Linked DNA regions of Homo sapiens: region 1 is linked to region 2. Evidence: chromatin loops called from intact Hi-C (ENCODE). Cell type or tissue: MCF 10A. All regions are shown on one strand.

Region 1 (8,000 bases), 170 kb after region 2:
TAATAATAGTCATCCTCTGAAGGAATGAGGACTTGAGATTGCCAAGATGATCTTTTTTGCTCCAACACACCAATCTCAGCATATTTCAGTTTGTGTGCCACTTTCGTTCTTGGATATGGTCCAACACACACACACACGTACACACACTTTCTCTCAAAACACTTTATATATTTTTTAGAGAAAATATTTCTCAATCTCCTTAAAAATCATTATTTCATTCCATCTTTTCATCATTGTTAACACTAAACCATTTGGAGTCACGTTGGCAACTGGATTTCATCTTGAGACTTGTCATTGAGGAATCATTTTGTTGTGTAGCAATCCCTATTCACAACATCAGCCAAATTATGTCATGTGGTTGCAAAACTGCTGTCCTGTCTTCCAGCTTTTCTGAGTAAATTTGACTCTTTGAGAAGCTTCGTTCTTCCTATCCTAAAATGACCTTATATGCTCTCGTATCTCAGGGGATCCTAATTGTGATGAAATCTTTCTCTTTATTTCCTTTCTTATAGCCTGTGTTTTGAGGTGGTGTTTTAGGGGTGTGGGGAGTAGGGGAACTACTGAGGTCTGAGTCACAAAAGGAGATCTGAACAAGATATCTGAAGTTCAGTTGGGCCCTCAAAGCTTCACTCGTATTGGACTAGATATGCTTCCTGAGAGAAGTCTCTAAAAGTTCTGTAAATGACACTGACCCTTTTGTTTCCTAACTCCTACTGTTAAGGCACAGGTTCTTTACTGATCTTAAAACCCTAGGCCAGGATGGCTGTAACCAGGGTGTATAACCTTATGTTTTATTGTCCAAATAAGGACACATTTTAACATTTCAATAGTTTGGGGGTACAGGTGGTTTTTGGTTACATGGATGAGTTCCTTAGTGGTGAATTTTGAGATTTTAGTGCACCTGTCCCCCAAACAGTGTACATTGTACTCAATATGTAGTCTTTTATCCCTCCCCCCGTCCAACCACCCCCCTACCCCATCCCCAAAGTCCATTAGATCACTCTGTATGTCTTTGTGTCCAAATGAGGACACTTTTGAAACTGAAAGTGGGTGCTGGGGGTAAAAGACATAAGCCAGGGCCCACACAGGCAAACCATGCTGTCAGGTCAGCATACCTAAAACACTTTGAGCCTCTTATCCTCTATTAGCAGAGGTTAAGTTGGGGTCTCTAGATTTCTTTTTTTCTTTTTTTTTTTTTTTCATTGTTGTTGTTGTTGTTGGGATAAGGTCTTGTTCTGTTCACCCAGGCTGGACTGCAGTGGCACAAACATGGCTCACTGCAGCCTCTACCTCCCAGGCTCAAGTGATCCTCCCACCTCAGCGCCCAACCCAAGTAGCTGGGACTGCAGACATATGCCACCATATCTGGCTGTTTTTTTGTTTTCTTGGGTTTTGCCATGTTGTCCAGGCTGGTCTCAAACTTCTGGCTCAAGCGATCCTCCCACTTCAGCCTCCCGAAGTGCTGGGTTTACAAGTGTGAGCCACCATGCCTGGCCTAGATTTCAACTTGAAAGTCTGTGAGGTGGCTAGGAATGGTGGCTCACACCTGTAATCCCAGCACTTTAGGAGGCTGAGGCAGGTGGATCGCTTGAGCTCAGAAGTTCAAGACCAGCCTGGGCAACATAGTGAGACCTCGTCTCTATATATTTTTTAAATAAATAATAATTTTTAAAAAAAGAAAGTCTGTGGGGTTTATTGGATAATTTAAAGTTTTATTTTCATTTCAATAAAATGCTTGTGATTTAAAGTGCCTGTGTTTGCATTATTTACATTGATCCAATGTTTGTCCCTAAGTGGGAGAACTTTGTCTCCGGTCAAAGAGAGAACAGAGGTAGACTTTACCATAGTGAAATGTTCAAGCCAAGTGAAACACAGAAAGATGCATGGCCTGTAAATAAAGACTTGTAGTGTTTCAGAAAGAGAAAAGTGGAACATGATCACAGAAGGATGCTGAATTCAAGAGTGTATTGTAGCATTTTACTATATTCACTTTGCAAAAAGAAATGTATTTTCAGGAAAACATCATGCATCATATTGATATTAATTTGCATTAATTTAATAAACTTTTAGATTATAAATTTGTTGATTTTATAAGAATACAATAAGTTTTCTTACATGTACATTTATGTTAGTATGTATTATAGAAGCATGACAGCAAAAATGATTTAATTTTGAAGGTTTGCAGAAATTTTTATTTTTTATTTGTTTTATAGATGTGGGGTCTCACTATGATGCGCAGGCTGGTCTCAGACTCCTGGGCTCAGGTGATCCTGCCACCTCAGCCTCCCAAAGTGCTGGGATTACAGGCATGAGCCACCACGCCCAGCCTGAAGGAATTTTTAAAGTATAAGAATCAGTGCTGATACAACACCGAAAGCATAAGTAATAAAAGGAAAAATAGACACGAGACTACATCAAACTAAAAAGCTTCCATGCAGCAAAAGAAATAACCAACAGAGTGAAAAGGCAACCTATGGAATGAGAGAAAATGTTTGCAAACCATGTATCAGATAAGGGGTTAATATCCAAAATATGTAAGAAACTCATTGAATTTAATAGCAAAAATACCAATAACCTGATTTGAAAATGGGCAAAGGATCTGAATAGACATTCCTCCAAAGTAGACATACAAATAGCCAACAGGTTTATAAAAAGATGCCCAGAGCCAGTCATGGTGGTTCATGCCTGTAATCCCAACACTTGGGAGGCTGAGGCAGGCAGATCGCTTGAGCCCAGAAGTTCAAGACCAGCCTGAGCAACATAGTGAGACATCGTCTCTACAAAACAAAAACTTTTTTAAAATTAGGTTGTAGTGGCACACACGTAGTCCAGCTACTCGGGAGGCTGAGGTGGATTGCTTGAGCTCAGGAGGTCAAGACTGCAGTGGGCCATGCTCCAGCATGGGTGACAAAGCAAGACTGTATCTCAAATACACATACACACACATACACACATGATGCCCAGTGTCACTAATCATCAGGGAAATGAAAGTCAAAACTACAGTGAGATATCACCTCACACTTGTTAGCATGGCCATTACCAAAAATACATAAAATAAGCGTTGAGGATATGGAGAAATTTCAACATGTGTACACTGTTGGTGGGAATGTAAAATGCTGCAGCCATATGGAAAACAGTATGAAAGTTTCTCCAAAAAATTAAAAATTGAAGTGTTGTATGATCTAGCAATACCACTTCTGGTATTTATTCAAAAGAATTGAATCAAAACAGGATCTTGAAAAGATATTTGTACTCCCATGTTCATTGCTGTATTATTCACAATAGCCGAGAGGTAGAAAAAATCTGAATGTCCGTCAGTGGATGAATGGATAAAGAAAATGTGGTATATACAGACAATGGAATATTATTCAGCAGAGCTGTCCTGCAATATCTGCCATTATTTATTTCTACGGGGAAATTATTCTGTCTTCCACATAGCTGACCTATAAATGAAGGTGTTAAAAAGAGAAGGAAATCCTGTCACATGCTGCAACAAGAATTTGGAAGACATTATGCTAAGTGAAATAAGCCCATCTCAAAAACAACAACAACACTGCCTGATTCTTCTTACATGAGGCATCTAAAGGAGTCAAACTCATACAAACTAAAATGGTGTTTTTGGAGAGGGGAAAGTTAGTTGCAGTTTGATGGGTATAGGATTTCAGTCATGCTAGATGAGACCTTTCTAGAGATATGCTGTACAACAATGTGCATATAGGTAACAATCATATACACTTAAAATTTTGTTAAGAGGGTACATCTCAATATGAATTTTTCACAATTAAAAAAAATCAATATTCCATAGGTTAGACCAAAGTTTTGCCTTTCTTTCTCTTCCTAATCCAACTATGCCCTCTGGTGGTGATAGTTGCTAATAGAAGTAAAATAACTACTCCTTTGTATCCTTTCCAAATTCATTTTGTAGGTCAGCTGTGTGGAAGACAGAATAATTTCCCTGTAGAAACAAAGTTGTAAATAATGGCAGATGTTGCAGGACAACCCACCAAAACCCATATAAATCTTACTTGAAACAGTATTGAGAGTAGCCCTCTATCACTTGATTTACACCCTCCTTCTTCCGTCCCACCCTCCTTGTTGGTGAAACAAATGAAAAATCCCATATCCACAGTCTACTCTGTCCCCATCACCATCAGAAGTAGAAAGAGGAAAGAGAAGGGAAGAGGATTCGTGCTTCCGCCAAATTTAACAGCTTTATTTATAGGCACACTTTCTGTCCTGAAACCCCACACCCATCCTGCGGCCTTCAAAGGAGTGGACCACCTAGAAACTTAAACGTCCTCTTTGCCTCTTTCAGAATCTTAGGGCAAATATTAAGAAGACCTTGCATTCTAAAAATGAGCCGGGCGTGTTGTTTGGCGCCTGTAGTCCCAGCTACTCGGGAGGCTGAGGCAGGAGAATGGCGTGAACCCGGGAGGCGGAGCTTGCAGTGAGCGGGGATCGCACCACTGCGCTCCAGCAACAATGCGAGACTCCGTCTCAAAAAAAAAAAAAAAAAAAAGAAGACCTTGCATTCTTTTCTCTTGCTCAACCTATAGTCCTTAGCTCTCCAGGGCATCACCATGTTGCCCAGGCTGCTCTTGAGCTCCTGAATTCAAGCAATCCACTTGCCTCGGCTTCCCAAAGTGCTGGGATTACAAATGTTAGCCACTGTGCCAGGCCAGTAATTCCAAAGTCAAAGTCACCAGAGTCTCCAGAGTCAAAATCACCTTCTAAGTAGAAGGCAACAAAAAAGAAAAAGAAGACCAGGAAAAATAAAATGGAAAAAAAAGAAAAACCTCTTCCACCCAAGGTCTACTCATACCTGGAAATCTCTACGATGTATAACCAATAAACCTCCAAAGACCTTGTCTTTTCCCAGCTTTATAAAACTTTCCCCCAGTCCCTTCTAGGGGCTGGCTGGAAGAAGGAAGGGATGAGGGATGGAACAATCCCAGTCTAGTTGGTGTACATCATATTCCATTAATGCTTGATTGTCTTTTTTTTTTTTTTTTTTTTTTTTTTGAGATAGAGTCTCACTTTGTCACCCAGGCTGGAGTGCAGTGGCATGACCTTGGCTCACTGCAACCTCCGCCTTCCGGGTTCAAGTGATTCTCCTGTCTCAGCCTCCCGAGTAGCTCGGATTACAAGCACGCGATGCCACGCCCGGCTAATTTTTGTATTTTTAGTAGAGACGGGGTTTCACCATGTTGGCCAGGCTGGTGTCAAACTCCTGACCTCAAGTGATCCACCCGCCTCAACCTTCCAAAGTGCTGGGATTACAGGCCTGAGCCGCCACACCTGGCCCAATGCTTGATTTTCTTGTGTGCTCAACTATTGTTTGTGCTGTATGATTCCCAGGGCCTCTCCCCGGGAAGGGACAAGAATGACATGGACCCTGCTGTATGTAAACACATTTTTTTTGTTGTTGTTATTTGGTTGGTTGGTTAGACGGTCTCAGTCTGTCTGCCAGGATAGAGTGCAATGGCGCCATCATAGCTCACTAAATCCTATTTCTAAGGAACTAGAAAACTGTGGAATATTATCAAATCCACTCAAAGTGACAAGAGGAAAAAAATCTATATTATGATTTTAGTGATATAGGAAAAAAGAGCTGGAAGAGCATATAGACAAAAACACTTGGATTGTTTAGAATGACCTGATGTTGGTGCATTATTTAATTTGGAATTACCGGCCGGGTGCAGCAGCTAACACTTGAAATCCCAGGACTTTGGGAAGCTGAGGTGGGCAGATCACTTGATTCTAGGAGTTTGAGACCAGCCTGGGCAACATGGTGAAACCCTGTCTCTACAAAAAAAAAAAAAAAAGTAAATATTATCTGGGCATGGAGGCACATGCCTGTAGTCCTAGCTACTCAGGGGGCTGAGATGGGAGGATTGCTTGAGCCCAGAAATTCAAGGCTGTGGTGAGCTGAGATCGTGCCACTACACTCCATGCACTCCATGCACTCCAGTCTGAGTGACAAAGCGAGACCCTGTCTCAAAAAATAATAATAATAATAATTTGGAATTATGCAAACATTGGTATAATGCATAATTTTGTATAATGATAAATGAAAATATTGACTGTTTTATATTGTCAAAATGCAAAACTTAAAAACTTAAAAGAGGCTTAACACAACCCTTTATTGTATCTCACAATTCTGTGGATTGGATGGGCAGTTCTTCTACAGGTCTCACCTGGGTTTCCCACGAGTTTGCTGGGAAAGGGCAGCTGGTGCTCTTCTGTGTGGTCTCTCCATGCCTATGATGTCATCCTCCAAGGCCTCTCTACGTGGTGGCTTGGAAACAGAAGCTGCCAGACCCAGACCGTCTTAAAGTCTGGGGTCTGAAATCCTAGAACTTTACTTCCTCCACATTCTTCTGGTCAGAATAGCACAGGCTCAGCCCAGATGAGAGCAGAAGAGACACAAACTTCACCTCTTTTTTTTTTTTTTTTTTTTTTTTGAGACAGGGTTTCATTCCTGTCACCCCAGGCTGGAGTGCAGTGGCATAATCTGGGCTCACGGCAACCTCCGCCTCCCAGGTTCAAACGTTTCTCTTGCTTCAGCCTCCTAAGTAGCTGGGACTACAGGCGTGCACCACCATGCCTGGCTAATTTTTGTATTTTGGTAGAGACAGGGTTTTGTCATGTTGCCCAGGTGATCTCAAACTCCTGATCTCAGGTGATCCGCCCACCTCAGCCTCCCAAAGTGCTGGGATTATAGGTGTGAGCCACTGCACCTGGACAAACTTCACCTCTTGATGGGAGGAGTAACATGCAAATATAGTGAGGGATGGTATGGTTTGGAACATGCTTGGAGATCAGCTATCACTTTGACTTTTTTGAAAACCATACTGATGCTGGACGTGGTGGCTCATACCTGTAATCTCAGCACTTTGAGAGGCCGAGGCGGGCAGATCACTTGAGGTCAGGAGTTCGAGACCAGCCTGGCCAACATGGTGAAGCCCTGTCTCTACTAAAAATATAAAAAGAATATTAGCCAGGCATGGCGGTGTGCACCTATAATCCCAGCTACTCAGGAGGCTGAGGCAGGAGAATTGCTTGAACCTGGGAGGCAGAGGTTGCAGTAAGCTGAGATCGCGCCACTGCACTCTAGCCTGGGCAACAGAGTGAGACTCCATCTCAAAAAAAGAAACAAACAAACAAACCATACTGAAATCTTAAGCCAGTAATTAATCCTCATCTAATTTGTGTTTTATTAGTCCATTTATTCCTTCAACATAGATGAAACACTTTGTGCCAGGCACTATTCTGGGTGCTGAGGATAAAGTATTGAACAAGACAAAGAAGGGTCAAACCCTCATGGAGCTTACATCCTGAAATTCTCACATTGCAAAGAATAAGCAAGTAAACAAATACGTTAAAAGGTAATGTAGGTGGGTGAGACTCTACTGTAGAGTGATCAAAGAAGCTCTTTGAAGTGACAGCTGAAGATCAGGGAAAAAACATTTACTAGTACAAATTTCCAGGGCCTGAAAGAGCTTGGGGTGTTTATTAGAAGGAATAGCACAAAGGCCAATGTGTTTGGGGAGTAGCAAATGAGGAGGAGAATGATTTGGATTAGGTCACAGAGGTAATCATGGGTGAGGTCATTAAGGGCCTTGAAGGCCATGGTAAGGACGTGGGATTTACTCCTGGATAATGGAAAGCAGTGCAAAGATTTAAATTCATTGGCCGGGTACGGTGGCTCATGCCTGTGATCCCAGCACTTTGGGAGGTCAAGGAGGGCAGATTACCTGAGGTCAGGAGTTCGAGACCAGCCTGGCCAACATGGTGAAACCCTGTCTCTACTAAAAATACAAAAATTAGCTGGGCATGGTGGTGGGTGCCTGTAATCCCAGTTACTCGAGAGGCTGAGGCAGGAGAATCACTTTAACTCAGGAGGTGGAGGTTGCAGTGAACCGAGATTGCACTATTGCATTCCAGCCTGGGCAACAAGGGTGAAACTCTGTCTCCAAAAGAAAAAAAAAAAGATTTAA
Region 2 (8,000 bases):
AAATGTTTGAACCAAGAACAAGTTAAGCCTGGGTTATTTTTTTCCTTCAAAATGGCTTATATGTTGGGGGGTGTGGCGAGGGGAAGGAGTGGTCCGTTGTTTTTAATAATTAAGTAGCTTTCCAAAGAAAATGATTGAAATCTAATCCTCAGACTGCTGGAAGCTTTCACATTTCTCTGGGAAGAAGAGTCTTCTAAGCTTGTGTGTTATTGATCTATTAATGATGATACTGATTAAAAAATAAAACCTCATTCATCAGTTGAGACACACTCAGGACTATTAGCTGAAAAAACGATGGATGTGGTAGTGTGGTTATACTGTGAATCATAGTTCTTGCAAAGCACGCTCTTGGTTCATTATTCAAAATGTATCTTTTATAGGTTTTTAATTTTTTATCTCATACTATTAACTATGGATGGATGGAGCAAAATAATTTTAAGCATTTTACATATCATTTTCTAAATCTAGGGAATAATTTGTTAGGATATTGTTACAAAAATAGCAGAATTTCAAAGTTATAACACATTTCATTTCTAAGGAATTCTCATTGGCATCATTATTGAATCACTTGAAAGTGATTACCTATGTTATTAAATTTACATTTATAGATATTAATTTAATAATGTACATATTTATAGAATTTATTAAATTTATTTAAATATTCAGTATTTTGTATTTGGCTTTAGGCATATGAGGCAGACAGAATTGTAAGCCATAATACCTACCTTTCTTCTAGGATCTTTCAAAGTATTTGCCAGGAAAAAAGACTTACGTTTTTAAAGGTGGTACATTATAGTGCTTGGGAGCTAGTACATTATAGTTCCTGGGATCTCAGGACTGGGATTAAAACAAACTTGGACCTGAGTGCCACACCCACCCCATACTAATAGCGTGACCTTGGGCAAGTCACTTTTCTATATGCTCAGTCTTTTCTGTAAAATAAGGATAACAATAGAAGCTACCTCATAAAGTCGTTGTGAAAATTGTGAGTTAATATATGTAATATAAAGTGCTTATAATGGTGTCTAATAAATATTAGACATCATTGCTGTTTTTATTGTTGTTACTAATATATATTGCATCATACCTAATTAGACTTAATGCTGTCATAAAGTATGCAACATAACAACATAATACAACACAAGCCAGACAGTTTCTCTACCCTCAACCCTTTGCACATTCTACTGCCTCACACTGGGTGATCTTACGTGGCTCGTATGGACCCAACACAACCTAAATGGTGGTGACTCTCACATCTTTATCTCCAGCCCTGTCTTTTCTCTGTGCTCTAACCCTGTATAGCCAGCTTGCTGCCGAACACTGCCATTAGGATATCCCATAAGGCACCACATACCACAGTCAGCTCACCATCTGCCCACTCTACTTCTCAGTAGACCTTCACTCCCATTCATGAATAGCTATAAATTATTCTGAAGTTCTATGTACACCTTCACCTTTTTCTTCTCCTCCAAGGTAGCAGAAGGCCAGCAAAAGGAAGGGACTTATAACTTAAATAAGTAGAACTGGGAAGAGGAGGAAGAGGAGATTCTTCCCTTCCCTTCATCCCCACTTCAAGTCATGTCCATGAACTCATTCTGCCAACATTTTTACTGTGGCCTGGCCCTATGTGAAGAAAGGTAGTCTCAGATTTTAACTGTTTCACCCTATTTAATCAATAGATATTAACCAAATCCTTTATGTTATTTGTTATTCAAGAGGAGATAATAGAGTCAAAGGCTCTACTGCAGCCTGGAAGTGTTGGTTCACCATTCCCAACAAGCCAGCTTTCTTTACCATTGTCATGTTGGCCTTGCCCTAGAAATCTGAATCACTGCATTATGATATGATAGGCTGAGCTTAGCTGTTTGTGCTGCAACGTGACCATCCCCTGCCAGCTATATTTTCAAGCTGTTTCAGGACCATGTCATTATTTTGCAAACAAACCAGCTGAATGGTTCAATGTTTCCCACATTCCTTCCCACTACTCCGCCCTAAATGTACAAAGCAACCGATAAACACATGCAAACTTGAAATTATTGCAGATTGTCGGAGCCCTACAAAAATTCAGCCCTGTTACTTAAAACAAGTCAAGAAACCCAAATGTATAAGAAGTTGATGTTTTAATGGACAGAGAACTCTGTGAAAGGCTTTTAGCTTACAAGTTGGTGGAATGTAGTATCATTTAATGTCCTTGTACTTTAATATTCGCAAATGTCATTTCTGATTACAGAATACAGCTTCTCTCCAGTCCCCTGATTCATATTATAGAAAGAACACCAACTTAGTCTAAGGAAAATTGAACCCTCCCAACTGTATTTGAACCCATCCTTCTCGCTAACAAGTGTCAGTCAAAACAGAGAGAATAACTAACATCTAAATCTTGGATATGTCTTATTTGTATTTCATTTTTGGGCTTACAGTTATGATCAAGCAGCTATTCTTGTTTCTTTTCTGAAAAAAAAAAAAAAAAAAAACACAGCCTCAAATTGCCAAGTGAAACATGATTCTCAAATCTATAGAATTTATTAAATTTTATGTATAGATTTTATGAAATGTTTACACTGAATTATGTGTCTATCTTCATATGCTATCCTCATGTTTTCTGCCATAAAAACGTGTAAGTTATTACAAACTCAGTGTTTTAAAATACCGGATAGGAGATACAAAAGAGTACCACATACACTCTGCTGATTCCTTTCAGTTTACTTACTTTAAATTTTTTTCCTGCAGGTCATAGAGCTGAATATATGACTACAAGGTAGGAAAATATTTTATCATAACTTATAGCGTATTTTACTTTCTCTTTAACAAGAAGCAACCATTTCAATGCTGAAAGAATTAACATTTTGTTAATGAATACGGGAGATAGTTTTGGCTTGACAAAGCATAGCAACATGAAATGTTTGGGCTTCTTACAAGACTAGGTATGTTCTAGCTTATTTTTGTTTCCCTCTGGAATTGTAAAGCTCTTTAATAGGCAGAGACAGTAACAAAAACCTAAGTTAAACCGGCTTGGTTTATCTAATCCAGAATACTTTAACTGTTTCTAAATAGCGTGACAGGACTTTTGATTTGATAGTTTAATTAAAAAAAAAATACGACGTGTACATCTACTGCATAAGTAAGTAGAAAGTACAATTATTTTCTGTTCCTATTTTCCTTTAGTCATATAAACATTAGAGCTGGCCGGGTGCAGTGGCTCAGCCTGTAATCCCAGCACTTTGGGAGACTGAGGCGGGTGGATCACCTGAGGTCAGGAGCTCACGACCAGCCTGGCCAATGTGGTGAAACCCTGTCTCTACTAAAAATACCAAAAAATTAGCCGGGCGTGGTGGTGTGCGCCTGTAATCCCAGCTACTCAGGAGGCTGGGGCAGGAAAATCACTTGAACCCGGCAGGCGGAGGTTGCAGTGAGCCAAGATTGCGCCACCACACTCCAGCCTGGGCAAGAGCGAGACTCCATCTCAAAAAATAAAAATAAAAAATAAAAATAAAAATTTGAGCTATATTGAATATCTTTAGGATTTTAGCTGTCTATATATTCTCCATTTTGATTCACTTTAAACATTTAACTTTTAACACATACTCCCATATTGTACTTTCTTCATTCAGGGGAGGATTGTGAAGCTACTACAAGAAAGGAAAGCCATTTGGGCAGCAGATTCTGATTTGGGTTCGGGAAAGTTTGTGGCAACTTTTATTTTTCTATGTCACCATTTGTGCAACAGACAGAAATTATCTAATTAGCATAGCAAGATGTTGCATTTTTGAAATTGAGTTCTCTTTGAAATAAGACGCATTTAGAACACTGGTATATCTGCTGCAGTAATTGGCAAGTTGACTTTCAAGGATCTATAATGTTATTGCTGGGCAGCTTATTCATAAGGAAGCCCCTCGTACTTCATGGTAAACCAACTAGAAAGATACAGCTCCTGACTTTTCCAAACCTAACAAAAGAAAAAAACACTGAGGTTTTTCTTCACTGTGTCAGTGAAAAAGAAGACTATTACCTCGACCTGGTAATATGCAGCTTATAGAGATGTTTTTCACCTATAGCATCTCCTTGCACTATCAATTATTTTACCTGTTGTTTCTCAATTATAATTACTGTAAGGCACTTCAAAAAAAGAGATTTTTTTAAAAAGCAGAAATGGAAATATATTAATTTGCCATGAGAGCTATAATTGCCAAATAGACTAGATATTCACATCAACCTGACCAGTACTTCCTCTCATGTGGGCATCCTCTGTAGGAAACCAAATTATCAGGAAGTCATGTGGTAGCCACAGAATCAGAATGAGTCACGCAATTGGAATGTTGAACGTCCCTGGCTCTGTTCACTTGATGTGGGTGTAGCAGAGCAAGAATCATCAGACCTCTGCCATGGAAATTACTTTGATAAGCACTGAGGCAATTCGTTTTCATTCCAGGTTCCTCTCACAACTTGCATGCGTTCATATTTACCGTACTATAGAATCCTACAGAGGTGATTTTCAGGCCTTTCATAGAAGACTCAAAAGATATCCCTCCATTAGCCAGCATTACCCTGCGTCTCCCAGTCATGCGGGGACAATGATTCAGTGCATTGGAGGTTTTTGGCTCCGTCTACAAGATTGGCTTGCTCCGTGAATCAGTGACCAAACAAAATTCTAATCTGCTTAGCTTTGTCAGCTTCTCCAGATATCACCAGATGTGAAGCTCTCTTGGACCTTATTGTAATAACCACATTTTCTAGTTTTTTAATGCTTTGGTATATTGGGGACTTTCTGACCCCAGAAGTACTGCCCCTCCCGGGATTAGCCAATTCCTAGCAGTAGTAGTAAGAACTGGCTTGCCAAGTGTGCCTTTTGTATGCAAGCCAGGTGATCCAGACGACCTACCTCCAACCACCTCCTTCATGGTTCTGACACTCACGGCCACTATTCCCCTTCCCTAATCACCCCAAGGCCAGGTATAGGACAACTTAGGGATAGTCCCTATGCCCCAAAGCCCACTGGAATCATTCCAACTAGCCTATTCTAAACCTGCTTGCCCAGCTTCTCCCATTCCCTCCAGTGGGAACCACAATAAAGACTCCTGCCCACATTTTCCTTTGTGCCTTCTGCCTCCTGACCCACCCCGGTGCTTCCTTCTGTGGCCTCCCTGGTGGTGGGGCACATCCCCAACTCTTTAACAAACTATCTTTTCAGTGGTAGTTGTCTCCTGAACGTTGGCCTCCCCGTACCTGAATAAAAATGAAATCCACACTTTAAAACACTTTTAAAATAGTGAAAGGAGTGGATGAAATCAAGTATGTAGGGTTAAATGCTTTGGTGGTTGGTTGTTTTGTTCTTTTTACTCCTATCAGATTATTTCCTCCATGAATGGCCAGAACTCAGTGTATAAAAGAGATCTCAGAAATTTCATCCGTGGCAGGAGATGACATGTTGCCTGGTAGAAGTTTCCATATTCTCTCCTAGACACTTGCAAAGGCTTCTTTTAACCTCGCCAGCACTGTAGAACTTCAGGTGCTGCTTGCTGTGCACCTTGTTCATCATATGAGCCCATCTGCTGGGAGGGTCTTAGAATTTAGCTGTGGAAGGCTGTACCAGTAGGTTTGTTTCCATACATGATAGTGTCTAAGGAAGCTAGTCAGGCTTCCACGTAACTTCTTGGGATCTGGTATATGAACCAGACTTTCTGAACTTAAGCTAAATGAACTAAAAAAGATAAATTTTCCTAGAGTCTGAAGCTTAATGAAGGGCTTTACACAATTTCCTGGTGTGGTGTGTATCCTCCTATAAGTCTTGCAGTTAAAAAGGAGTTTTACATTAAAACATCCAGAGACAGGTCTCAGGGCTCTCCTTCCATGTATTTCATTCAGCACAGTAGTAGAAGTTGAGTCAGGTAATTCTGGCCTTCTTTCCACTAAAGGGAGAGAGCAGAAGAGGTTCCCTCTCTGCAGTCACAGGGCAAGATGTCACAGTTTCTAAATATACTACATGCTGCACTAGATGTGCATATGTCAGAGAGAATGGTTTATTCACCAGAGCAAATGGGCAGACTGGAGAGGAAGAGAGTCTGCAGTGGCATAAACAAGTACATCCTCAGATATTTAGGTGGTGGAATAGTTTGTTCTAAAGAAATAATAACTCATGCGAGCCTGTATGTCCCCCAAATTAGAAAAAGCAGTGAACCCAAATTATTTTTCTCACTTGTGACCTATTAATAGTTACTTTTGCATGAAATAAAATTCCATTACTGCTGGAGGGGTATCGAACAGATGTGATGTTACTTGCATTGGTTTGCTGGGCTGAGTGAGGTGGCTCACGCCTATAATTCCAGCACTTTGGGAGGCCAAGGTGGAAGGATCTTTTGAGCCCAGGAGTTCAAGACCAGCCTGGAAAACACAGGGGGACTCCGTCTCTATAAAAAATTTAAAAATTAGCTGGGCATGATGGCATGCGCCTGTAGTCCTAGCTACTTGGGCTGAGGTGGGAGGATCCCTTGAGCCCAGAAGAAGGTGGAGGCTGCAGTGAGCCATGATCATTCCACTACACTCCAGCCTGGGTAACAGAGCAAGACTCTGACTTAAAAAAAAAAATTATGTGTACCTAAAAATGTTATATTTAATTCCTCATTTGGGGATCTACCGGAGCCCTAATCTTTATGACCGGTTGTATCTTACTGTGTGACTTGTAAACCAAATAACAAGAATGCTGGTTTGTAACATTTGGCCAAATAGCTAACGAGTCTACTTGGTAGTGCTTATTTTAAAACAAACCAGCAAACAAACAAATGTCAGCTGCAGCATACAGGGAAACAGCAGTGTGAATAAACAATTTGTATGTTTTTTGATACAGAAGTGAAAGTAAATAAATGGGAAATGGGAGGGAATGTTTTCCCCTGTGATTGGGGGAGGGGAAGGAACCCAAGATTCCCGTGTTTTGTAATATTGATGTGACCTATAGATGTTTCATTTATTGTTTGATTTCTGCCATGCTCAGTAATTATATTCCCTTCCCTTAGGCCTCCAAATGTTCCCCCTAAGCCCCAGAAACACAGGAAGTCCAGGCCCCGCTCACAGTATAATACTAAGTTGTTTAATGGGGATTTGGAAACATTCGTCAAGGTACTGGCACCAGCCATCTGGGTGGCTGATCTCCATGCTTCTTACTATAATGGTCTCAGCCTCTTGTAAGAGGAGGAAGGTCATTATGTCCAAGTCTGTCCTGGGGCTCTTTGCTTTCCCAGAAAATCAATATAATATTTCCTGAAGTCAGAGAGGAAAGAATATTTGGGTCGAGTGCCTTCAGAAGAGAGAATAAATGTGAGTATTATTATGTGGGCATAAAAGAAAGCCCTCTTTCTTTATTTTTTTAAAAAGAGCCATAATTTGTACAGAAAGTTAAAAAGCAACCTGATAAAAATGTTGTATTTTTACTCATGCAAATGAGATGGCACAAAATATTCTTTAAAGTCTGCTTGTTAGGATAGCTCTGAAACACAGCAGGAGTTTTGATTTCCCATGACTTGAGGAATTCATTATATTGAATGAATTGTAAGACTATGATCTATACCTTGTACCTCTGCTGTGTTTACTCTTCGTCTTCTTTTTCATCCTGTATTTCTGATAATGCTTCTAGCCGAGGACGAAGAAACTCGCACACAAGACATCAGGTATAGTGCTAGAGGGACGTGAGGGTGCTCTTTCACTGTTGGTATCATTTTCAAGTCGTGCTCATGCTTGGCTTTAATTAGATTGTTAAGGTTTTTAAAAGAAAAATGTTTGCATTTGGAAATCAGACAAGTTTATAAATAGGTTTTACTTAGAAACTGTAGCAATCAAACACTAGAGGAAAAATGGGCACATTAAACTATTAGTTTTTACATTATGTGTTTGGCAAATGTATCAAGTTTGATCAAGGGCTTTATTAGGGAAAGTCAATGTTAAATACCAAATACACATTTAATACTGGATTATGGACCCTAGTGTGAATTTTACAAAAAAGAAAAGGGCTT

The links. A loop is a pair of places that touch in the nucleus more often than their neighbours do. Peaks named below come from ENCODE experiments on the same cell type or tissue, not always from the same donor. Only the 100,000 strongest peaks of a DNase experiment are listed, where the experiment ranks them.
Region 1: it touches region 2 in a loop (2.7-fold over the local background); 3 of 110 quality-filtered maps call a loop at or near these places.

What each region holds. Positions count from the first base shown.
Region 1 is chr12:64,252,506-64,260,505 of GRCh38, forward strand. No RefSeq gene overlaps it. Among named protein-coding and RNA genes, the nearest start is that of KICS2, 34 kb to the left of the region's middle. In MCF 10A, a CTCF peak has its summit at 3,814 (motif pointing left); DNase peaks (open chromatin) are centred at 346 and 3,846.
Region 2 is chr12:64,084,269-64,092,268 of GRCh38, forward strand. SRGAP1 (SLIT-ROBO Rho GTPase activating protein 1) reads left to right here. Exons shown (of 22, transcript NM_020762.4): 11 at 2,731-2,758; 12 at 7,008-7,110. Among named protein-coding and RNA genes, the nearest start is that of KICS2, 130 kb to the right of the region's middle. In MCF 10A, no CTCF peak of the experiment used is centred here; a DNase peak (open chromatin) is centred at 4,313.